Linked DNA regions of Homo sapiens: region 1 is linked to region 2. Evidence: chromatin contacts called from ENCODE Hi-C or POLR2A ChIA-PET data. All regions are on one chromosome and are shown on one strand. The core of a region is the stretch at or near the end of the contact, and the rest is flanking DNA. Distances in the headings are between cores, read along the strand shown. Region 1 has its middle 71 kb from the start of BCOR. Region 2 overlaps LINC01283 (long intergenic non-protein coding RNA 1283).

Region 1 (3,219 bases), core at 81-2,580, 750 kb before region 2:
TTTCTGAGGACCAAAATGTGAAGGCACTTTGTAAATGCGGCTCAACCCTTCTGCTTCACTGTGGTTAATGTTCAGTCTCTCTTAGGTAGAAAAACCAGTGACTTGCTGATTAGAAAACAAAGTAGAAATCAGCCCTTTCTCAAATCTACGCAACAATGTTCGAGATAAAGGGAACCCAAAAGCAACCTAATATTTTGAACCTCCTTTTACATCATTTCGAGATAAGTTTCTGAAGTAATGAGAGAATCTTTGGAATGTTCTAAGAAAATCTGTCAAAAACTGGAGGTTAATGGGGAAGAAAGGGAGGCTTTAAATTGGGTCAAATCACATTTTAAGAAGGCTGGGCGCGGTGGCTCACGCTTGTAATCCTAGCACTTTGGGAGGCGAGATGGGTGGATCACGTGAGGTCAGGAGTTCGAGACCAGCCTGGCCAACATGGCGAAACCCCGTCTCTAGTAAAAATACAAAAAATTAGCCGGGCAAGGTGGCGGGCGCCTGTAATCCCAGCTACTGGGGAGGCTGAGGCAGAATTGCTTGAACCCGGTAGGCAGAGGTTGCAGTGAGCCGAGATCGTGCCACTTCACTCCAGCCTGGGCAAAAGAGCGAAACTCCGTCTCAAAAAAAAAAAAACCAAAACCAAAACAAAACCGGAAGAAGAATATAAATTTATAGTAGCTTCCTGGCTATATCCCCTTCTGTTAGTCTGCAGAAGAGATGCCCGTTGGTAGCCATTCCCCCAGCCCCAGGACCGAAGGACGTCTTGACTCAGGCTTGGTCTGCTAGGTGCAAGGTGTTGTTGGCGTCTGGGGTGGGGACAGTGAAGAAAGGCGATCATTTTGCTTTAAATGAACATCAGAAGACCCAGGCCTGCTACTGCGTCTTGAAGGCCTGGAGTTGTTAAAACTCTGTGGGAGGGGGTGCCTCGTGACCTCCTTCCTCGCAGATGGGCTCAGGCAGCGTGACCGGCCCCAGGTGGTGCCCAGGCGCGCTGGGGATGGAGGCCCAGGCTGCGCGTTCACCCTGCCTCGCAGATAGCGAGTAGGGGCCTCCGGCTGGACCGCCCACCGGCCTTACTCTCCCTTCCCTGGCCTTGGGGCCTTGGACCAGGGTTAACCCTGGTCCCGTCTCCACCTCATTGCCCCCCGTGCAGCGCCGTCCCCGCCCTGGCTCCCGGCCCAGATCCCGAGGCCTCCCTCGCCCAGCAGTCTCGGTTCTTCCCCCTCGTGATTCATTTAGCAGCGGTGCAGAAAGCCTGTTTACCTCCGCAGCCCTGGGCGACTCGATCTGCGTAAAAAGCCCCAACGCCAGCTCCGACCAGTAGGGGGGGGATTGTCCTATAGATTATTTCTCCTCCTGGTTTTTGTTTTTGTTTTTTTTTAAACCAGAAGGCTTGGTTGAAGAGGGGGTGGGGTGGCGTGTTGCTGCTGTTTTTTAAAACACCGTATTTGAAAGAGAAACAAAAGCCACACAAAAGCCGTTTAGGAGGTACCAAGACTGTTTTTACATATAAAAAGTGCAGCGAATACCAAGGGGCCCCCAACAGTGATAAACTAAATGGTTGGCCGATTTCGACAATTAACAGTTAATCTGTTATCTGCGATCAGCAAACAAGTTTTGAGGCTCGAAGGACACCGAATTCCTGTTCCAGTCGATAGCGTTGTACTCGAATCTGTTGAGCACATCAGATGCTCCCTGTTTCTCCTAGAGCGAATCCAGCTTTAGCAAACATGGGTTTCCCAGGTTGAAGGACCGACTTGAGCCAGAGAAAATTCTCTTGTGCAGCTGAGGAGCCTCTGTCTGCATCGCCCCTCGAGCCCGAGCTCATCTGTTTGGTTTAGATTTCTCCAAATTGGTTTTCACCCCGATTTCGCGGACCTCCTAATTTTGCACGTAATAGGCCTCCGATAAATGTGTACTGAATGGCAGAAACTAAAGTGAGGCCCTCGGCCTGGAAGACGGCCTGACGCACGGCCTCGCCCTTGGAACCCCACTCGGGTTCCCAGAGCCCCCAGGCCGCTGCAGCCTGCGCGCAGCTTCGCCCTGCGCCGGCCAGGGCGGGCGGGCGGGGGAGGCCAGGAGGCACGAAGCGCCTGGAGCCTGCACGATGATAAATATTGCGCAGACAGCCCATAAATAATTTGCATTATGTTCAGCTGACAACGCGGGGCGATTAATTTTAATAGCTACATATTTGCCTGGGCTGCTGCTTTCGTAGGCCCCGTAATGAAAGGCGAGAGGCCGCCCTGGCTCCGTGCTCGCGGTCCAGGAAGGCAGCCGGGGGTGCGGGAAGGCCCGATGTGGCGTCTCCTCCAGGCAGCCCCCCGGGGAGCCCCAGCCCCTTGGCCCCCCTCTCGCCCTCCGTGCCTTGTGGAGGTGAGGTGTGCGCGCACCGCCGGAGCACCCCCGAGGCCTCGAGCAACAGGAGCCACCATAATGACACTGCACATTTGTCTGTGTGGGGAGAGCCACTTGTGGACTGGGAGACCCTCCACGTAGCTTTGTGCCCCACCCGGACCAAGTCCGGAGTTTCAGGTTCCACTTAGGCTAGGAGGGGGGTGTTTGCCGCCGCCAATTCGCCAGTGGGCCCCAGCTCGGCCGAGGCTTCTCCGCCCTCCCGGCAGAGGCAAGAGACAAAACAAAGCCCGGCTGTCCCCGCGTCCTCTCCGCGCGTGTAGGGTCCTGAGTTCTGCCTCCCAGGAGCTGTCCGGCGCTCCGCGGAAGGCCCCCCTAAAATGCTTCCTGAGCTCCTTGATGCAAAAGGACCGCACACATAAAGGACGGAAGAAAAGAAAGGGTCTGGAGGAGCTCTTTAAAAGAGGGGGCAGGGAAGGAAGCGCAGCGAGGAAGGACGCGGCTGCCGCGGTCCCGTGGTGGCCGGGTGCGCGCGTGTGCGTGTCTGTGTGTGCGTTCCGATGACAAAGCCCCGCCGCCGCCAGCAAGCTCCTGGCTGCCAGAGCTCTGGTGGGGGAGGGGAAAGGGAGGAGAGGAGCCAGCGCTAGCGTAGGTAGCGGGGAATCGAAGCTTCCCAGGAGAAAGAGTTCATTCATGAGCTGTAGGAGGCCTCGCGGCCCGGCCAGGTGGAGCCTCCTGAAGCCAACACCTGTGTATTTTCCTTTTTGGAAACAGGCGAGCCCATCGATCATTACCATATTTTAATTGCCTTTCGCAAAGGTCATCTCTAATTATGGGTTGCGAGGAGGGTTGGTCAGGAGTCCGTGG
Region 2 (3,476 bases), core at 844-3,343:
TGTAGTCCCACTCTCTGCTGCAGGTGCTGTCCTCTATAGGAGCCACTGGCCACATATGGCTTTTTAAATTGAAATATAAATTAAGAGTAAATAGAACGAAACAATCAGTTTCTCAGTCCTACTGGCCACATTTCAAGTGTTCAGTAGGGACCTGCGGCTGGGAGGCCACTATATCGAGTAGCACAGATCTAGACCATTTCCATTATCATAGAAAGTTTTGTTGTATAGTGCTGAGTTAGAGGATGGGACAGGCTGTTTGACATTTACTTGCTGATGCTCACAGTAAACTGGCCACCCCAGGGGTAAGGCTTGTGGGGTGGGGCAGTGTGCCATCAGAGAATTCTACTCGATGCCTGCCTCTTCATTCCTCCACAGCCTTCATGGTTCACCTCAAATGTCACTTCCTCTGTGAATGACTCACTCCATTCCTGGGATCCCATGACACTCACAAACACAAATAACATACTATTCCATGCTTGGAATTATGCAGAATCATGTATGTTGCAGTCTGCCCCCATGTGACCGTCAAGTCTTTCGATGGCAGTGACTGTGCCTTATTTAGCTGTGTATAGCCAAAGCTTGTGGATGCTCAATAAATATCTGTCGCATTACATGTCACAGAGCCCATTCTCCCTCCATGAGTGTGTGTTCGCACAGGTCACTTAACCTGTCTGAGCTCCAGCTGTATTGGCGTTAAAATGTAGGTGCCTGGGACTGGTTATATTATTGAGACATGCAGTGAAAACCATGCATAAGATTGGCAGAAGCTTCTTTGGGTGTGATGTAATAGAAAATAGATCTTGGTAACAGGCATGTTTCTTCCACTCACCAGCTGTGTGACCTTGACCAATGTACCCAACAGCTCTGAGCCTTTCAATTCCCACTTGTGACAAGGAAGTGAGGAGAGTTATTGTGGAAGTGGTGCTGGGAACAGGGCCTGGAATATTATGGGGGCTTACTACCCATTAAAACCTAACCTATTTGCAGATAAAACCACAATCTCTGGAAACACGGGTTGGCGGTCCTGGGAGAGCCCAGGGCAGGGCTTGGAGCTGGAACTCCCCCCAGCACATGGCAGTCTGCCTCCGCGAGTTGTTCTTCTCAATGCACCTGATGGTGGTGGTGAGCATAATTCATCCTTGCTCACGGTTAATGGCTGGTGACATTTTGAAGATGGCTGCCTGGCTTTGGCTTTGCGGGCAGCAGGGGAATTTAAAAATGCCCAATTGATGTCAGGTTCCAAGAAATACAAAATAGAATTGCACACAGCACCTGAGAGCAGACACAGTCACGAGAGTGAGATGAAGGCTCTCAGATTCCCCCGCAACCCCCTGACCTTGCCCCCAGTGACTGAGAGTTGGTGGCCAGAGGGGGTCATCTGTCCTACCTGTTTGGACATGCTGAAATGGTGGACCAATTTACCATGGACAGAAGCATTTCGTGGGGACTTGGGGATTAAAATTCCACATGTCTGGAATCGATATTCTATGCTGGTGTTATAATTCACTTTTTGAGAGAGGACGCAGCTCTCCGAATTCTTGGGTGAAGTAAATCACATATCTATGGGATTAAGGGGATTCCCCTGCTTATAAATCGCACCCAGCAGTGGGTGGGTAGATGGTGTGGAGGAGGATGGTGGGGGAGGGGCAGAGGAATGGAGTCTCTGAGTCCCACTGGAGACCCTCGATCACAGCATTTCACGGGAGGCCAGCACGCCAGAGTGAGCATCAGACCGGTGTGATTTTTCTGATGGGAATGACACAAAAAGGTGGACTGGAGTACTTGGGTTGGCAGAAGCAGCCAGAAATGACTTTAAAGTCAGGCAGGCTGTTTAGGTAAGCACCATAAACAGCTGGGCCCCTTTCTGACACCAACATTAGCTACCGCATCTTAAAAGAAAACAACATGGACAGATTTACAGGATATTTTTTTTCCCCTTAGACTTGCTACTGAGTGTGTGTCTCTGCTCATTTTGTTCTGCTTTGCGGGGACAAATTCGGATCAATGACCTTGAATGTATCAGGCTCTTTCACATGGGGCAGAGCCAATTTGGACTGACTCCCAGCTAGTGTCCTTCACCCTTTCCCCTTCCTCAGAGGCCCTCCCAGACACTTTTTCCTTTGGGGAGAGAAACCCTGGCAGAAGCTCTTAAGAGCTGGCAGGAGGCCCGTGTCCCCAGCAGGATCACTGGAGCTTCCTTGGACTACAAGTCCAGGGAGGGCCAAGACTGGAAGTGAAATGCATTTCTTGTTGTCAGCCTGTTCCCTAATGGGTAACAGTTGATGTCGCAGAATCAGCCTGATGATTTGGCATGATTAGAAGGCGCCGCTTCTTAGGCGGGCCTGGGGATCATGGCTTGAGTGTGGAATTAGCTCTCAGCGCCCCAGGGAGGGATCCAAATCCCGCTAGAGAGAAGCCCCCACTCCCGCTAAGGAAGCAGAGGTAATAACTAATAACCTTCCCTCCGCCCCGCCTTCCCCTAACCTTGTCGTGAACCGTGGTTGTTTTGTTCAAAGAAGTGCTCGTGCAACCAGGCTCACTTTAATGAAAAGCAGACCCTTGCTCACCGTTGCCCCTCCTTGGGCAACAGAGATAAAAACCTAATGGCATGTCAGATCCTTGATGGCAAACTCGCCAGGAAAACAAAATTATCAGGGTAGAGCGGAGGCAGCGGACCGTATCTGCTTTTGTACCATAAAATAACATAACCCGATGACCCCCTCATTTGCTGAAGGGGCACCCGGCTGGAAACACGGAGGCCTCTCACAAAAGTTCCCGCTGCCTGTCACGGCCACGAGTCGGCTTCGAAACAACCTTGCTCCCAGCTCTCTTTTCTTCCCCTCCCCTCAGGCATCTCGGCCTTCATTTCGAATTTCCAAGGCACAAGCCCTTGATGACAACACGTTTATTACCATACAAATTGTGAGACTCTTGACAGGAAAAAGTCCTCAGACGGTTTCCTGTGCAGACACACACACCCACCCACACACACTCTATTCCACACTGAAAAACAAAATTCCCAAACTATCTCTATCAGATAACAATGTCAAAAAGTCCCTTACCTAACAAGTCACTGAAAGACTGTCTTGACAATTCATACAATGACGTTTAATTGCATCCAAGAGATGTTTTGAAACAATGTCAGAAGTTGAAGAATGGTGAAAGTCCTTTAAGAACAACACTCTTGTCAGAAGAGCATAGTGACCTCAAGGAAACTTTCCTGAGTCATGAGCCTGGCTGCCATGGCTACTTCTCTCTTTCTTCTTCTCTCCCTCCTTCCACCTGTCACAAACATTTATAGAGCATATATCATGAGCCAAGGTCCACGATAGGTTCTGGAGAAACACCCTTAAGCAAGACAGGAATGATCCCTGACTAATTTCTGACCACTCATCTGTAGCAGAGCTGCTTCTTGCCCCCCAACATCCAATATCACTTTCTTTCTCAATAATAAGATCCCCAATTTTTAGCTAGGC

The links. A loop is a pair of places that touch in the nucleus more often than their neighbours do. ChIA-PET counts read pairs that join two places held with the same protein, here RNA polymerase II (POLR2A). Pooled maps may share reads with other maps.
Region 1: a map of endothelial cell of umbilical vein shows a loop between it and region 2 (8-fold over the local background). The contact joins two enhancer-like sites. A Hi-C loop is called at or near these places in 1 of 168 maps with a recorded cell type or tissue (endothelial cell of umbilical vein) and 6 of 50 pooled maps. POLR2A ChIA-PET finds 5 or more read pairs at or near these places in 3 of 52 experiments (CD8-positive, alpha-beta memory T cell, activated CD4-positive, alpha-beta T cell and activated naive CD4-positive, alpha-beta T cell).

What each region holds. Positions count from the first base shown.
Region 1 is chrX:40,167,767-40,170,985 of GRCh38, reverse strand. It overlaps a transcript of BCOR not described here. Among named protein-coding and RNA genes, the nearest start is that of BCOR, 71 kb to the right of the region's middle. RefSeq lists enhancers at 702-901, 484-1,174, 1,175-1,865. Within about 2 kb of position 1,330, at least 16 of the 41 ENCODE cell types and tissues checked have a DNase peak (open chromatin) inside an H3K27ac peak, as active enhancers do.
Region 2 is chrX:39,418,113-39,421,588 of GRCh38, reverse strand. All of the region lies in intron 1 of LINC01283 (long intergenic non-protein coding RNA 1283), which reads left to right. Among named protein-coding and RNA genes, the nearest start is that of LINC01283, 15 kb to the left of the region's middle. Within about 2 kb of position 2,093, at least 10 of the 41 ENCODE cell types and tissues checked have a DNase peak (open chromatin) inside an H3K27ac peak, as active enhancers do.